Regions from separate parts of the Mus musculus genome. Here region 1 is linked to region 2. Evidence: chromatin loops called from intact Hi-C (ENCODE). Cell type or tissue: heart. All regions are shown on one strand.

Evidence for each region. Hi-C counts contacts between places; a loop is a spot of excess contacts. Peaks named below come from ENCODE experiments on the same cell type or tissue, not always from the same donor. Only the 100,000 strongest peaks of a DNase experiment are listed, where the experiment ranks them.
Region 1: a loop joins it to region 2, with 2.0 times the contacts of the local background. A loop is called at or near these places in 7 of 42 quality-filtered maps.

Annotation. Positions count from the first base shown.
Region 1 is chr16:57,290,429-57,292,928 of GRCm38, forward strand. It overlaps Tmem30c (transmembrane protein 30C), which reads right to left and starts at 2,423. Exons shown (of 8, transcript NM_027651.1): 1 at 2,367-2,423; 2 at 288-504. The coding sequence starts at 479. All of the region lies in intron 3 of Gm26800 (a long non-coding RNA gene), which reads left to right. In heart, a CTCF peak has its summit at 1,490 (motif pointing left); no DNase peak of the experiment used is centred here.
Region 2 is chr16:57,242,527-57,245,026 of GRCm38, forward strand. No RefSeq gene overlaps it. Among named protein-coding and RNA genes, the nearest start is that of Tbc1d23, 12 kb to the left of the region's middle. In heart, a CTCF peak has its summit at 1,545 (motif pointing right); a DNase peak (open chromatin) is centred at 1,535.

The DNA of each region.
Region 1 (2,500 bases), 48 kb after region 2:
TTGCCTCTCTTCTTTCACCTGTTTGCTGCTTGCTCACTTCTTTACAGTCATCTGATTTGGCCAGGCTCTTGTACATAATTGTGGCCAGAGACGACCAACATGACAGTAGGAATGAGTGAAGTCACCGCTGTGGGCTCTTCCTGTCTACATCCCCTGCCAGCCCAAAGTTGGGTGGATCCAGTCATATCTAGTTTCCTGTGGAGGGGCTATGTCCTTAAAGTGATCGCTCCCGTTTATAGTCCCAAACTGAAAATCTTTGGAAATTAAAAACTTAACACTGGACAAACCTCAATTTTCTTGGTGCTCTTTGCAGACAACAGAAGGATGATGCCTATAGAGAGGCAGAATCCTCCTGTGATGAAAAAGATAGAGAGGACCACCGAGGCAGATAGATTTAGCTGCTGGGTGGGCAACGTTTGCTGTTTCAATGCTGTGTTTTCTGGCAGTCTGGACAGGTCATACTGGGGCATCATCTCCATCTTGGTCCTGTGGGTAACTCACATACTTTTGGGACATTTAGAACATTCATACTTAAAAGTAATATCACATAATGCTAATGGTACATGAAGAATTATAGGAAGCCATGAATTCACTTTTGCTTCCTGATCTTTTTCTCTAAGCATACATGCTGCGTACAGGAAGTGCAGCTCTCTCCAGGCACTCCTGGGTGCATTTTATTTAGGCTCAGCAAGGCTGCCATACTAAACGCCATAGCTATAAGTGTTCTCCCCCTTAAGGTCTAGAAAAACCAACATCTATAACAACTGCTTGGAAACAGTTGTTACGGCTTGTTTCAGAGATTTGTTGAGTATGTCAAGGCAAAACCTTCCCAAATTTATCTTTAGAAACCTGTGCAAATCGTTGGTGATTATTACAATCAAAGTTAGGGCTATCCACTTTGCCCAAATGTGGCTACAGTCTAACAGGAATATGAACTAAATTGGGGAAAACACTCTGAAATTACAGCTAGCTTTGCCATTTGTGATGCTACAGAAAGAAAAACAAACAGGGATTTGGAGAATATATATGCGTGCACTTAAGTAACTTCAACAGCTTTCTTTTTTTTTTCTTTTCTTCTTTTTTTTTAAAAATATTTATTTATTTATTATATGTAAGTACACTGCATCTGTCTTCAGACACACCAGAAGAGGGAGTCAGATCTTGTTATGGATGGTTGTGAGCCACCATGTGGTTGCTGGGTTTTGAACTTGGGACCTTTAAGAAGGTCAGTCAGTGCTCTTAACCACTGAGCCATCTCTCCAGCCCAACAGCTTTCTTTTTTGTTTTGTTTGCTTTCTTTTTTCTTACACAAGAAAGACCCAGGCAGAACACGTAGATCACAACATCTCGTTTTGCAGCTGGAGAGATAGCTTTGTGTTTAAGAGCACTGGTTGCTTTTCCTGAGGACTCAGGTTTGATTTCCAGCACCCATAGGGTGGTTCACAGCTGTCTATAATTCCAGTCCCTGGGGATCCGATGCCCTCTTCTGGCCTTCTTGGCCATTACATGCACACGGTGCACAGACATTTACTCAGGCAAAATATTCATACTCATAACATAAAATTAAAAATCTTGAAAGAAAAAGTCTTTCTTAAGCTCTCTTTGATCTACTTGTTGTAGGTTAGTGAAGTATTATCAGATACTCAGCCTTGCCGTACAGCATTGGCTCTGTTCTGAGGGTTTTCTGTGATGGCTATAAACAATCTATAATTATTCATTTAAAAATGCCAGAGGATACAGACTAAGACTTTTATAAAGTAGGCAGAGAAGCCATAGTGTGTGTGTGTGTGTGAGAGAGAGAGAGAGAGAGAGAGAGAGAGAGAGGAGGCAATGACAAATGTAGCGGGATTTAAAAGAATATCAAGAGAATGCAAATGCATACAGTAGATTTCCAATTCAGTATCAACCTTTATACTTGCAAAACAAGCAAAACAAAAGCGAATTACTCCTGGAAGAGTTCAGATGCAAATTTGAATCTGACCTGCAAGTGCTGACAGCCAGGCTGCTGCTGCCCACTGTGTGAGATGTCAGGGAACACTTGCAGTCAACATCTATAAACTGTTGTTAAATGAGCCTGGCTAAGGGCTTGGGCAGCAATAGACCCAAGATTAGATTATGTGTGCAAAACTGTCTCACAAGGCATCAGGCACGTTTGTGACACAAGTCCCTGGTCCCATGTTGGAACAGCTAATGCTCCGTAAGAGAGTTATCTATAGAACGAACCATTAAGAACAGCATTTCTTAGCCTTCTTATAAGACAAGGTGGCAAACTACAGAGTTTCACAGGCAGTGTATTAGTCCTGGCTCTCCAAGAAATAAAATCTCTAGATACATAAATATATATTATATAAGGAATGGTCTCACACAAGTATAGAGGTGAAGTCCCAATCTGCAGAGTCCAGCCAGTGTCCCAGTAGAGTTCTGAAGACCAAGAGACTGGTATAACCTTAGGAAGAGCCAGTTTTTCCGTTAGAATTCTGTTACTGGGAGAAAGGGAGGG
Region 2 (2,500 bases):
GAGGATAAAATATTAGAAAACTCCTTTAAGAAAAAGAACTAGAATTTTTGGGAAACCAGCTATCAGTAAGCCACTGATATTAAAGATGAGGTACCTTGTTGGAGCAAGGCAGGCAATCGTAACTGTGAGAGACACTGGCATGTGGAATCTAAGTATATACAAGGGAATGGGAGGGGGTCTCTTGGGCTGGCCACCTCTAAAGCGTTCTAACCCCTTTTCATTCCTTCTCACACTGGCTCCCATTTGTCCCTTGAGTAAGTTCCATCTCCCAAAATGTGACCTTTACATTTGACCTTCCTCTCCTCTTCCTTCAGAGAATTCCCCTACTCCACCGGCCTCAACACGAGTAGAGTCTAGTTATCCACTGTTCTCCAGACCTCCACTTCCTTAGAGAAGTGTCATGGATTACTTTTGGAGCTAGAAGGTCTGCTTACTATTATGTGTTGATCCGTCATACGTGATTTGAGTAGAGGAGTCAAGAAACTAAACATGGGAATGAGAAAATGAGAGCAGATCACGTGACTTACATTTCTTTTTCTCTTCTCTTCATTGCTACCTGCTTCTTTCACTTGTTTGTTTGTTTGTTTGTTTGTTTATTGAAAGAGGGCATCCCCTTAGAGCCCTGGCAGTCCTGGAACTCATTATGTAGACCAAGCAGGTCTCAAATTCACAAAGATCCACGTGCCTCTGCCTCCCGAGGGTTGGATTATAGACGTGAGCCACCACACCTGGCCTTTTTCCTTTGACTTTTGAGTCTATCTGTGGCTCTTTGCAAATGAATGGTTTTCAGATGGGCTGTAAGAGAATCTTGAAGTCATCTGTAGCTTGTTAGCTTCCGTTCCAGTCGTCTGTACATCGGAATAACAGAGGGAGCCAAAACAACAGGAAGAAGCCTGCTACCCAAGTGTGGTTTAAAACTTCCTCCGGCAGTTTCTAATGTGTAGACCATATGGAGAATCACTGGCAGAAAGTCACCTTGAAGCTGCAACTCTATCTGGAAAACTGAAGGCCACTTAACTGGTTCCACTGGCCGCTTCCTTGCAACGGGTCTCCAGATGGTGTCAGACTTGCATCTTCTAACAAAGGCTGAAGGCAGGAAACTCTAGGGCAGAGTTAAGGCTGATGACTTTGAATCATTGCAGCTGGTTGTAGGACTAATTTGATTACATGTGCAGCTGGTTTGGGGACAGTTGTCATAAAGAGGAGCAGACACGGTGCCTATGGAGACCCAGACATTCCTTTCTCTGTCATTCACATGACTTAAAGACTGTAATAGCATGCAAATATTATTTCAGTATGTTAAGGGCTGGGGGTTCCTGGGGCTCTGGGAGATTTGGGCTTTGTTTTTCGAACTGTTCAGCTGTTAGGAATCCTGATTTCCAAAGTGTTGAGCCTATTGCCAGGTGAGAAGACTCCGAATCAGGCCATCTGATCCCTAGATCTAGGATGGTCACAAACCAGACTCACCTGTGGCCTTATTTAAATCGCCCCCTCTGCTCCATCTCACTTTCTTCTGATCCCGTTCAGTTCTAACAGGTGACACTAGGTGGCGCGCATGGAACTTCAGTGGGGAGCAGTTGGAGCTAGCTGGCTGCCAGAATCCTTCTTTGAGTTCTTTAAAAGACCCAGGGATTTGCCAGGAACAATTTGGGAAATAAGACAGTTTCAGGAGGACCTTTTAAAAATTTTTTTGTTTTATATGTATTGGTGTTTTACCTGCAGTGGATGCATGAATGAGTATGTAGAGTCCCCTGGAGCTAGAATTTATGGACAGTTATGAGCTGTTATGTGGGTGTGGGGACTTGAACCTAGGACATGAGGACCTTTTATTAGGAACTTTGGAGTCTGTGATAGCCTGTAGTGTTTTCATCGGATTCTTTTATTAATTACGCCTTGTGTTCACAGTCTTCTTCCCTTAGTTAAATCTGAAGTTTTTAAACGTTGAATAGAAACTGTTTCTCAGGCTGAGCCACATTTGGTATGTTGTTTTTTATGTTTGGTATTCAGTCCAGGTTTCACTATGTAGCTTAAGCTGGCCTCATATTTGAAATCTTGTCTTAGCCCCCTAAGTATTCAAGTAGCCCATCTAGTTTACATTTGCAATTTTGTGTGTGACATAAGAGCATACAGCATTGTTTTGGGAATAACTAAGCTTTTTATTATTATTATTATTATTATTATTATTATTATTAATTTGGCAATAACTAAGTTACTCATCAGTAGCTTTTGAGAGCACTCCACTGCACCAACAGTAGACTTTAGAGCCATTCGTGTAGAGAAATCCGCTTTCTCTTCCACACAGTGGGTTGCCTGCCGCTATGCAGGGTCAGTTTGACATAGTTCTTGTTCAAAGCCTCGCTCCTAAATATTTGTTTGTCCAGGCATCTGAAGTCCCCAGGGGAGCTTTTTCCCAACTCCAGGCCATCTCAGGAATTCAGTCCTGCTCAACCAAATCAAAGCATCCCTAAGATGGCACTTTCTTCATTGGCCAAAGCCATCC